Regions from separate parts of the Homo sapiens genome. Here region 2 is linked to region 1. The links are chromatin loops, found by intact Hi-C in ENCODE. Cell type or tissue: left ventricle myocardium inferior. All regions are shown on one strand. Each heading gives the region's core, and the rest is flanking DNA. Links, peaks and the distances in the headings are about the cores only. Region 1 overlaps FAM162A (family with sequence similarity 162 member A). Region 2 overlaps KPNA1 (karyopherin subunit alpha 1).

Region 1 (5,387 bases), core at 246-5,245:
ACATTTATCTAATGAGTAATAATGAGGATCTTTTCATGTACTAATTGGCCATTTGCATATCTTCTCTGGAGAAACATCTATTTAGGTCCTCTGCCTATTTTTTTTTAAGTAGGGTTATGTCTTTTCATTTTTGAGTTGTAAGAGTTCTTTCCTTATCTGATATGTACTTTGCAAATATAGTCTCCCACTCCATGGGTATCTTTTCACTATCTTGATGATGTCCTTTGAAGTACAAAAAAATTTAATTTGGGTGAGGTCCAGTTTATCCATCTTTTCTTTTATTGCTTGAGCTTTTGGTGCCATATACGATATCACAAAGATTTACTCCTATATTCTAAGAATTTTATAGTTTTAGCTCTAACATTTAGGTCTGTGATCCATTTTGAGTTATACTAGTATACTTTCTGTGAAAAGGATCCAAATTCATTCTTTGGCATGTAAATATCCAGTTCTCCCAGCACCACTTGTTTAAAAGACTGTTCTTTTCCGCACTGAGTTGTTTTAGCGCCATATAGAAAATCAATTGACTGTAAATATGAGAGTATATTTCTGGACTATCAATTCTATTCCACCGATCTAAATGTCTGTCCTTATGCCAGCACCACACTGTCTTAATTATTACAGCTTTGTAGTTAAGTTTTTAATCAGGAAGTATGAGTCATCCAACTTGGCTTTTCTTTTTAAAGATTAGTTTGCCTACTCAGGGTCCCTTAAATTTCTAAATTTCTGTATGAATTTGAGGATCAGCTTGTCAATCTCTACAAAGACCCCAGCTGGGATTTTGTTGGGGATTGTGTTGAATCCATAGATCAATTTGAGGAATTCTTCCATCTTAAAAATATTAAGTCTCTCAAACCATGAACATGGGATGTCTTTCCATTTATTTGGGTCTTCTTTAATTTCTTTCAGTAGTGTTTTTGCAATTTCCAGAGTACGTTTTAAACTTCGTTATTCTTTTTGATGCTATTATAAATGGAATTTTCTTCATGTTTGCATTATTTATTGCCCATTTATCTTGCATACTGCAAAACTGTTCAACATTTAGTCTAACAGGGTATGTGTGTGTGTATTCCTTAGGATTTTCTATATACATGATCATGTTATCTGGGAATATAGTTTTACTTCTTTTGCCACTTATTGTTTTTCCTGCCTAAATTCCCTAACGAGAACCTCCAGTAAGTACAGTGTTGAACAGAAATGTCTGTTGAAAATGGACATCCTTGTCATGTCATGGGGGAAACGCATTCAGCCTTTCACCATTAAGTCCGATGTTAGTTGTGGGTTTTTCATTTAATGCCCTTTATCAGGTTGAGGAAGTTCCTTTCTATTCATAGTTTCTGAGTGTTTTTATAATGAAGAGGAGTTGCATTTTGTCAAATGCTTTTTCTGTGTTTACTGATGTGGTTATGTGTTTTTTTCCTTTATTCTATTAACATGGTGAATGATGTTGAGTCAGGAGTCCTAACCTTACATTTTTAGCATACATCCCACTTGATCAGTCTATAATTTTTCATGTCACTGGATTCATTTTGTAGCAGTTCTTGAGGATTTCTGCATCAATATTCCTAAGGGATATATATGGGTCTATAGTTTTCTTGAGATTTTTTTGGGAGGGGTTTGGTATGAGGATAATGTGGCCTCATCAAATGTATTGGGAAGTGATCCCTCCTCTTTTGTATTTTGGAAGAATTTGTGAAAGATTAATTCTATTTTTTTCTTTAAATGTTTGGTAGAATGCACAATTGAAGCCATCTGGGCCTGGACTTTTTCTTTGCAGGAAGTTTTAAAATCACTAGTTCAATCTCCTGTTACAGGACTTTTCAGATATTTTATTTTTTCTTGACTTAGTTTTGATAATTTTTCTTTTTCTAAAAGTGTGTCCATTTCATCTGGTTTATGTAATTTTTGCCATAGAGTTGTTCATAGTCTCTCCTTGTATCCTTTGTGTGTTTGGCCACAGAGGTCTGTCTGGTTATCTTAGTGGTCAGCTAGTAACTGGAGAGACTAATAAATGCCTTTAAGTTTATTAAGTGTTTGCCTACGGGCTGTGTGTGCATGTTGGGGCATGTCTTCTACCCTCAGGCAGGCAGTCTGCAACACTGCCTTAGCCTTCTGATATAGTTTGGATCTGTACCCCCACCCAAATCTCATGTTGAAATGTAACCCCCAGTGTTGGAGGTGTGGCCTGGTGGGAAGTGAGTGGATCATGGGGGTGGATTTCTCATGAATAGTTTAGCACCATCCTTCTTGGTGCTGTCCTCGTGATAGTGAGTTCTTATGAGATCTGGTCGTTTAAAAGTGTGTGGCACCTCCCTGATCTCTCTTGCTCTTGCTCTGGACATGTGACATGCCAGCTCCCCCTTCGCCTTCCACCATGATTGTAAGTTTCCTAAGGCCTCCCTAGAAACTTGACAAATGCCAGTATCATGTTTCCTGTACAGCCTGAAGAACGATGAACCAATTAAACTGCTTTTCTTTATAAATTACCTAGTCGTAGGTATTTCTTTTTAGCAATGCGAGACTGGCCTAACACACCTTCCATTCGTGCTCGGACAGAGACTAAATGTGAGGTGAGAGCTTAGAGACCTCTCAGGTTTTTCCTGGAAAATGTGTCCAACCTTACACATATTACATTCTAGAAATATGTCAGAGCTTTCCAGATGTCAGGATGGACATCTCATTCCCCAGCTTCTTGTTTGACCCAGCTGTTACCCACTCCATGTTATGTCAAACAAGTGCTGCTGATTATTTTCAACAAATGCACCAGGGAAAACACTGTTTGCAGTGAATAAACTCCAAGTCAGGTGAAAAAAGATAAGCCCTGTGAGTGGGGTTTCCAGCGAACTGTCAGACAAGTCAAATAGTAACAATTCTCTGCAGCTGGAAGTTTTGGAAAACTCTTAAACCCATTCTGCCTTCTTCAGTGCCTGCAAGGCTGCTGGTTTTCAAAGTAACTGTGATTTGTGAGGCTGTTGGTTTTCAAGACTATTGTGAAGCTGAAAGAAGACAGGAATAAAGCAAGTTAAAACTCCACAAAACTTGCTGTCCTACCACGATTTCAGGCTTTTTTTTTTGGATAAATGCTCCTCAGATTGTCACAAATGCCTGGTAATTTTCCAGAGTTCTGGAAAAGTTGCTTCTGCCAACTTCTGGCAGTGTTATCATTGCTTTTGGGTAAAAATGGATTTTCAGAGGTCCTTACTCTTGACACACCAGAAGTTGGAATCTCTATTTGTGGTTACCTGGCACACAGTCTTTTTCATAAAAGGCCTCATTTATTTTGTTTTCTAGGGCTATAAATGCCAGAAAGCTTTGCCTGGATCTGGCAAACACAACATCAGTGCCACCTAGTGGAAAGGAGATAAATTAACTGCTTTTAGCTTGTTTCCTCATTTAAAATGTGGATAATGCAGTGTTTCTTGTACCAAAGTTGATTTGAGGGTTAAATGGAAAAGCAAATATGGGAGCATCTGGTAAGATGCTTGAAACACAGCAGGCTCTCTAACTGTTAAGTTTATTTTTTTTTTGAAATATTATGTAAAACATTAACTTTGATAAAACTTCTAGAACACTTTTCAATTTTACCCCTAATGTGGTCAGGATTTCTGACAAAGTTAATTATGCAGTTATGAGGCCATGGGAAAAGTCTATGAAACTCTTCAATAGATTTTCATAGCACTCAGGATTAAGACACAATTATTAAATCCTGTGATCTTCAAATTTTAGTGTTTTAGTGTTTGGTGTGAATCAGAGGAATGCCTTGTTAAAACACAAATCATGAGGCTGTCTACCTCCAGTTTCTGCATCCACAGTTCTGGAATGGAGGCTGGGAATTCGCATTTCTAACAAGTTCCTAGGTGATGCTGCTATGCTGGTTCTGGACTATACTTTGAGAACCTAGGCTTTTCTCTCCCCTAAGATGTGGTTAAATATACATAACATAAAATTTACCATTTTAATTATTTTAAGTGTACAATTCAGTGGCATTAAGTACATTTACACTGCTGTGCAACTATTACTACTATCCATCTCCAGGACTTTTTCATCTCCCCAGAGAACCACTGGTTTAATGTGACCTACAAGGCCCCATCTCACACAATGCTATCCCATTCCTCCTTTGGCAGGCACTTACAAAAGGAACAAGGTTAACCGGCAGCAAGCTAGAAGGACTCTGCTCTTTAAACAGAAAAAGAATCAATAATTATTTCCTAAGACAGCTGTCCTTTCCCATTCCTCCTAATTATAGAACAAAGGCAGTTTAGGAGAACAGAAGACAAACTGCCTCTCAGCTAGCTCAGTTTGAGAAATAATAAAGCAAAAAATGCTAACATGTATACCTACTATCAGTGACATCGATGTATGTTGGAGTAATTCATTCAACAAAGTACTTCCTATGTGCCAGGCATTGTTTTAGGCAATATATAAAAAAGATAAAAATCTGTGCCAATAGAACTTGCATTCTACTGGGGAGAAAGTTATACATATGTTAGATACTAAGTGCCAGAGAGAAAAAAATAAACAATGGGGACATGAAGTATGTGTTTGGAATGGGCTGTGTATGAAATTTTACATAGAGTAGTTAGGAAGTCCTCTGTGAGAATGTCACTCTTGAAGGGAAGCAAGGGCTAGCTATGCAGCTATCTGGTGGAAGAATATTCCAAACAGAAAGAATTATAAATGCAAAGACCCTAAAAGATTCTAGAGCCCATAAAGAGAAGGCCAGTATGGCCAGAACAGAATGAATAATGGGAAGACAAGTAGAATTTGATGTGAGAGAGGTACTGAGGTAGTTATGGAGGGTAAGGACTTGGAGACATGAGAGGTTCACCTAGATCAGACTGTATCTCCCAACTTTTTCTTACTACAACTTCATATTGTATGCTAATAACTTTTACCTCCCTACAGTATAAATGCTGATTAAAACATACACACATATTATCTTATTATAGATATTAGAATAATAGACTAATGTAAATATATTTTTTTAAAGATGAGGTCTTGCTTTAAAAATATTTTTAAAAATGTTATCACTACATAGTGAAACCCCACCTCTACAAAAAATACAAAAACTAGCTGGGCGCAGTGGCATGTGCCTGTGGTCCCAGCTACTCAGGAGGCTGAGGCAGAAGGGTGGCTTGAGCCCTGGAGGCAGAGGTTGCAGAGAGCTGAGATCATGCCACTGCACTTCAGCCTGGGCGATAATGCCAGACCTTCTCTCAAAAATAAAATAAAATAAAATTTTAAATTTTAAAAAGTTATCGCTAAAAAATGTCTGAAGTATTTGATGTGGTCTTGGTTTTTATTTTGCAATTATAACAACATGAAAGCATAAACAAACTTTAATATCATTACTAAGACCTTCGTTTTCTCTCAAAGAGACAGAATAT
Region 2 (5,387 bases), core at 139-5,138, 110 kb before region 1:
TCATAAAGACCATAAAGATCAGAACTTCTGAAGAAATAACAGCATACTCAGTTGAAAAAATAGTAGTGAAAAGTATAGAAATTCAGTGTTTTAGGTAGGTTGATAAGCTTTATCATAGTAAACATATGCTTTCAGCTCTACTTTTTGAAAGTTTTTTTCTTGTATAATCAGTATATTGCTTATCACAGAAAATTTGGAAGATAAAATAATATTTCCATATTCAAATTTTATATGCTGATATCTTCTCTTTTCTTTTTTTTTTTTTTTGAGATGGAGTCTTGCTCTGTCGCCCAGGCTGGAGTGCAATGGCACAATCTCAGCTCACTGCAACCTCTGCCATCTGGGTTCAAGTGATTCTCCTGCCTCAACCTCCCGAGTAGCTGGGATTGCAAGCGCCCGCCACCACGCCCGGCTAATTTTTGTATTTTTAATAGAAATGGGGTTTCCCCATGTTGGCCAGGCTGGTCTCGAACTCCTGACCTCTGGTGATCCGCCCGCCTTGGCCTCCCAAAGTGCTGGGATTACAGGTGTGAACTACTGCGCCCAGCTATATTCTGATTTCTTAAGTTACGAAATATTTTTCGAAAGTATAGAGAATAGTGTAGGTTGGGTTTTTGTTCCCAGCATTCAGATTTTTCATGTTAGTGTTCTGTTTTCTCAATACATTGTGAACATTTCCTTTAACCAAGCCCTCATATTGGAACTTTTAGGTTTTTTACAATTTTTCACTAGAATAATCACACTGCAGTGAACAGTCTTACACATACTACTAGTTTTGTTTCCTTTATGTACATTCTAAAAGTGGAAGTATTCAATTCAGGGTTTGAGTTCTCCAGATCCTTGACAGATATTTTCCTTTAAGTGTTTTGATATTGAGAATGTCTTTGGAGAACTTCCCAGCTTGGGAACCTATAGATACTGGGAGTTGGGGGTCAGAATTTGGGGCAAAGGTTATGATAAACCTCTCAAAGGAAAACATTTGAAACTGGGCTGTGAAAGAAAATATGTATTGCCATTGGATTATTGGTTAGAGCTATAAGATGAGGCCAGAGATGAACACCTATGAATCATATGTCTGCCACATTGACTTCTCACAGGAAAAGCTTTATTGAAGGGTTTTTCAAACTTTGCTTTCATTGAACACTGAAATGCTCTTAATAAAAATAAAGCTACTCCTTAATTATCGTATAGGAAAAGAATGGGTAGGATATTTCAAATTTTAATTTTCTTTTCTAATTTCTATTAAAATATTTTAAACGGACCTACTATCGTTTGACTAGAAGCTGTTAACATCAATAATTTATATTTTCAAATGAACTGAACACTTTATACTTATACTCCACTTATTTAAATTCATAACTTTTTTGTAGTCATACTTTCTTGTAGTTTTGGTTTTTAATAGTAAATGCATATCATATACTTTCTAATAAAATTATGCCTGATTTATATGGTGGAATTAAGTATATTAGGATTTCAAGTTGTTCCACAAGAGTATTATGGATTTTAAATATTCAGAACATTTAGAATGTGTTTGAGATTTACTGATTAGGTGGGCTGACCCAGTGCACTGAATATATAACATCTTGAATATAATAAAAATATAAAAAGATCTACACTCATTGTTTTGGGTTTAGAGTGGTGGAGAATGGTATTGAATGAATCCAGACAAAAGGATCTTGCAGGACCAAGAAGTTTAGACTTGTTCTAAGAAGTGGTTAAAAACGTTGTAGTTCCTTATCCATTGAAGTGATACAGTGAAAAGGGTGTTGAGATTAATCTGAGGGCTGTGTAGGATGAATTGAGGAGCAAAGAGTCTGAGGTTAAGAATGCTGGTTTAGAGCTGTTGTAGTTATCTAGGTGTCAGTTGACACAGACTTGAGCCAGGCTGGTGGCAGTGGGAATAGATCGGATCAGATAAAATCAAAGACTTTGGATAGAATAAGCAAAATTTGATAATTGAGTAACTAGACATGAAGGAGAAAGTGAGGGGATCTGTCTTTGAAAGAGTGTGTTTCTATTTCACCACCAGTATTGCATCTTGTTTTTAAGTTTATTGCTTCTTTGGCTTTATTTCTCTAGAAAACAAGAGGAAATTTAGGTATAATGGCTTTAATTTTGAAGGCTTCTGATTCCTGAGAGGGTACTTTGAAAAGTAACTTACAATTTTTAATTAGTAGCTTAGGTGATAACACCTAAAAATATTTGCTTAGGATAAACTAATTTTCTCATACAATTACTTTGTTATTCCTCTTATTACAGACATAGAGATTTATTTCCTTTCTTTCCTATCAAAGCTATCTTCAGTCCAACTTCAGCCTTCATTTTCAACTGTATTTTACATTGTTTTAAAATAAAACTTTTGCTCTACTATAGTGATTTTCAACTGCAGATGCATATCAGAATTTGCTTGGATTTTTTTTTTTTTTTTTTTTTGAGGCATGCAGTGGTACAATCCTGGCTCACTGCAACTTCTGCCTCCCGGGTTCAAGCCATACTTATGCCTCATCCTCCCAAGTACCTGGACTCACAGGTGCATGCCACTATGCTGGCTAATTTTTGTATTTTTAGTAGAGGCGGGGTTTCACCATGTTGGCCAGGCTGGTCTCGAACTCCTGACCTCAAGTGATCTGCCCGCCCCTTGGCCTCCCAAAGTGATGGGATTACTGGTGTGAGCCACTGTGCCTGGCCCACTTGGGGATCTTAAAAGGAAGAAAAACCCAGAGGTGTCTGTCTGCTTCAGACACATTAATTAGACTCTTTAGAGGGACATTTGAGGCTTGTGTTTAAAAAAAAAAAGAGTCTCTCCCAACAGAACAAATGTAATCCCCTCTCCATCCTAAGAGGGGGCAACGAATCTCATTTATGGATACTGATGAGATATTTATGTTTTAAAAAATCTCTCTCTCTCTCTCACCCAAAGTCTAAATGCATCCATTGAAGTAATAGAGTGAAAGGAGTGAAACTTAAAAATCTCACCAGTATCCATAAATGAGATTGGTTGTCCCCTCTTGGGGTGGGAAGTCTAAATACACACATACATGCGTGTGCGCAGACACACGCACACACACACAGACAGTTTCTTAGAGCAGTTTTGGGTTCATAGCAAAATTGAATGGAAAGTACAGGGTTTCCGTCAACCCCTTGCCCCCACATGAATATAGACTCTCCCACCATCAACATTGCACAAGCTCCAGAATGGCTCATTTGTTACAAGTAATGCTGTAGACTGAATGTTTATGTCCCCTTACGATTCATGTGTTGAACCCAATCTCCAGTATGGTGGTGTTTGAAGATGAGGCCTTTGGGTGATGAAAATGGAGCCCTCATGAATGGAATTAGTGCCCTTACACGAGATCACAGAGAGCTCCTTAGCCCCTTCTGCTATGTGAATACACAGTGAAAAAAATGGTCATCTGTGAACCAGGAGGTGGGTCCTCACCAGATACTGAATTAGCCAGGGTCTTGATTTGGACTTTCCAGCCTCTAGAACTGTGAGAAATAAATTTCTATTGTTTATAAGACACCCAGTTGATGGTGTTTTGTTACAGTAGCCTGATCAAGCTAAAACAATTGATGAACCAACATTGGCACATCATCCTCACTCTAAGTCCATGGTTTACATTATGGTTCATTCTTAGTGTTGTACATTCTTTGGGTTTTGACAAATGTGTAATAGCATGCATTAACTACTATTGTATCATACAGAATAGTTTTCCTGCCCTAGAATTCTTCTGTGTTCCACCTGTTAATCCTGCCTTCCCCCAAAACACCCAGCAGCCACTGGGTTTTTTGTTTGTTTGTTTCTGGTTTTACCTCTTCCAGAATGTCATATAATTGGAATCATACCCGTGTTTTTTTTCAAACAGCTCTCAGTGTGACAAATATAACAAATAGAATTGGAAAGGGGTAATACACACCATCACCAAGTGTGTTTATCCAAAGAAACAGGATCATTTGGTATTAGAAAGTCTATTAATATAATTCACCATATTTAATAGTTCAAAAGAGAAAAAATAATGACCATTTCAGTAACTCCCAAGTATAAACTATACAAGGGCCAGACAGTGGGAAGTATGCTTTTACATGTTCTTCACCTTATGAGGTATCATTATGTCCATTGTACAGATGAGGAAACAGGCTCACAGAAGTCTACTGTCTTCTGTATGTGATTGGTCTGCAAAGCAAATTTGAACATGGGACTTGTGGAAGGCTAGGCTTCATTTATTCAACTTGCTGCCTATGACACTTTAATAAAAAAGCAGTTGAATATTTAATTTTTGCGTAACATTTCTTTCCTTTTAGATTTTTTAAAAAGTTTGGAATCATTTCAAACTACAAAAACGTTTTAAGAAGTGCACGAGACTTCCTATATGCCTTCATTGACATTTCTCAATTGTTTATCTTTTGCCTTATTTATCATTTATTCTTTCTTTCTTTATATATATATATATGTATGCATGCTTCCAACACTGGCTTTAATTGCTTACCCTTACAACTCCACATTGAATACAGACCTCTAAGTTACTTCCTTAAGTCTAATTTTAGGTTTTTGGTTTTGTTGGAGTTTACTGTTGGCTTTTTCCTTTTTTTGACCTGAAACTGAAACTTAACGAATCTTTTTTTTTGTTTTGAGATGGGATTTTGCTCAGTGGTGCGATCTTGGCTCACTGCAGCCTTGACCTCCCAGGCTCAAGTGATGCTCCCATCTCAGCCTCCCAAGTAGCTGGGACCACAGGTGCCTGCCACCATGCCTGTCTAATTTTTTTGTATTTTTTGTGGAGACAGGGTCGCTACAAAACTCGGCTCAAGTGATCCTCCCACCTTGGCCTCCCAAAGTGCTGGGAATACAGGCGTGAACTACCGCGTCCCACTCAGATTTTGAATTTGGGACATCATTGCAACACTACTATTATTGTGCCATATTGTGATATTTCATAGCTAAAATGCTGCCTGCTTCAGGAAACCAGCACTCTTCTTTATATCATTTTTCATCACCTTTAAATATGATTCCCTTGGAATTATTCACAAGTTCTCATCCGTATTACACCCACCTTTTAGTCTGATAAAGTTTCTGCCAGATTTCCACTGAGTAGACATATTAATCTGCTCAGGCTACCATAACAAAATACTGCAGACTGTGTGGCTTAAGCAGAAATTTATTTTCTCACAGTTCTGAAGGCTAGAATTCCAGATCAAGGTGCCAGCAGAGTTGATTTCTGGGCACTCTTTTGCTTGCAGACAGCTGCATTCTTGTCTTCTTATGTAGCCTTTCTCTGTATCTCTCAGAGAAGTCTCTAGTGTCTCATTCTGTTATAACGACACCAGTCTTATCAGGGTGGGACCCTCATGACCTCATTTAACTCTGCCTCCTAAAAGGCACTATAACA

Evidence for each region. A loop is a pair of places that touch in the nucleus more often than their neighbours do. Peaks named below come from ENCODE experiments on the same cell type or tissue, not always from the same donor. Only the 100,000 strongest peaks of a DNase experiment are listed, where the experiment ranks them.
Region 2: it touches region 1 in a loop (2.3-fold over the local background); 17 of 110 quality-filtered maps call a loop at or near these places.

Annotation. Positions count from the first base shown.
Region 1 is chr3:122,391,042-122,396,428 of GRCh38, reverse strand. The region is part of intron 1 of FAM162A (family with sequence similarity 162 member A); the gene reads right to left. Among named protein-coding and RNA genes, the nearest start is that of FAM162A, 9.6 kb to the right of the region's middle. In left ventricle myocardium inferior, for the core only: CTCF peaks have their summits at 3,166 and 3,365 (motif pointing left); no DNase peak of the experiment used is centred there; H3K27ac peaks cover 2,645 bases.
Region 2 is chr3:122,502,321-122,507,707 of GRCh38, reverse strand. All of the region lies in intron 1 of KPNA1 (karyopherin subunit alpha 1), which reads left to right. Among named protein-coding and RNA genes, the nearest start is that of KPNA1, 9.9 kb to the left of the region's middle. In left ventricle myocardium inferior, for the core only: no CTCF peak of the experiment used is centred there; no DNase peak of the experiment used is centred there.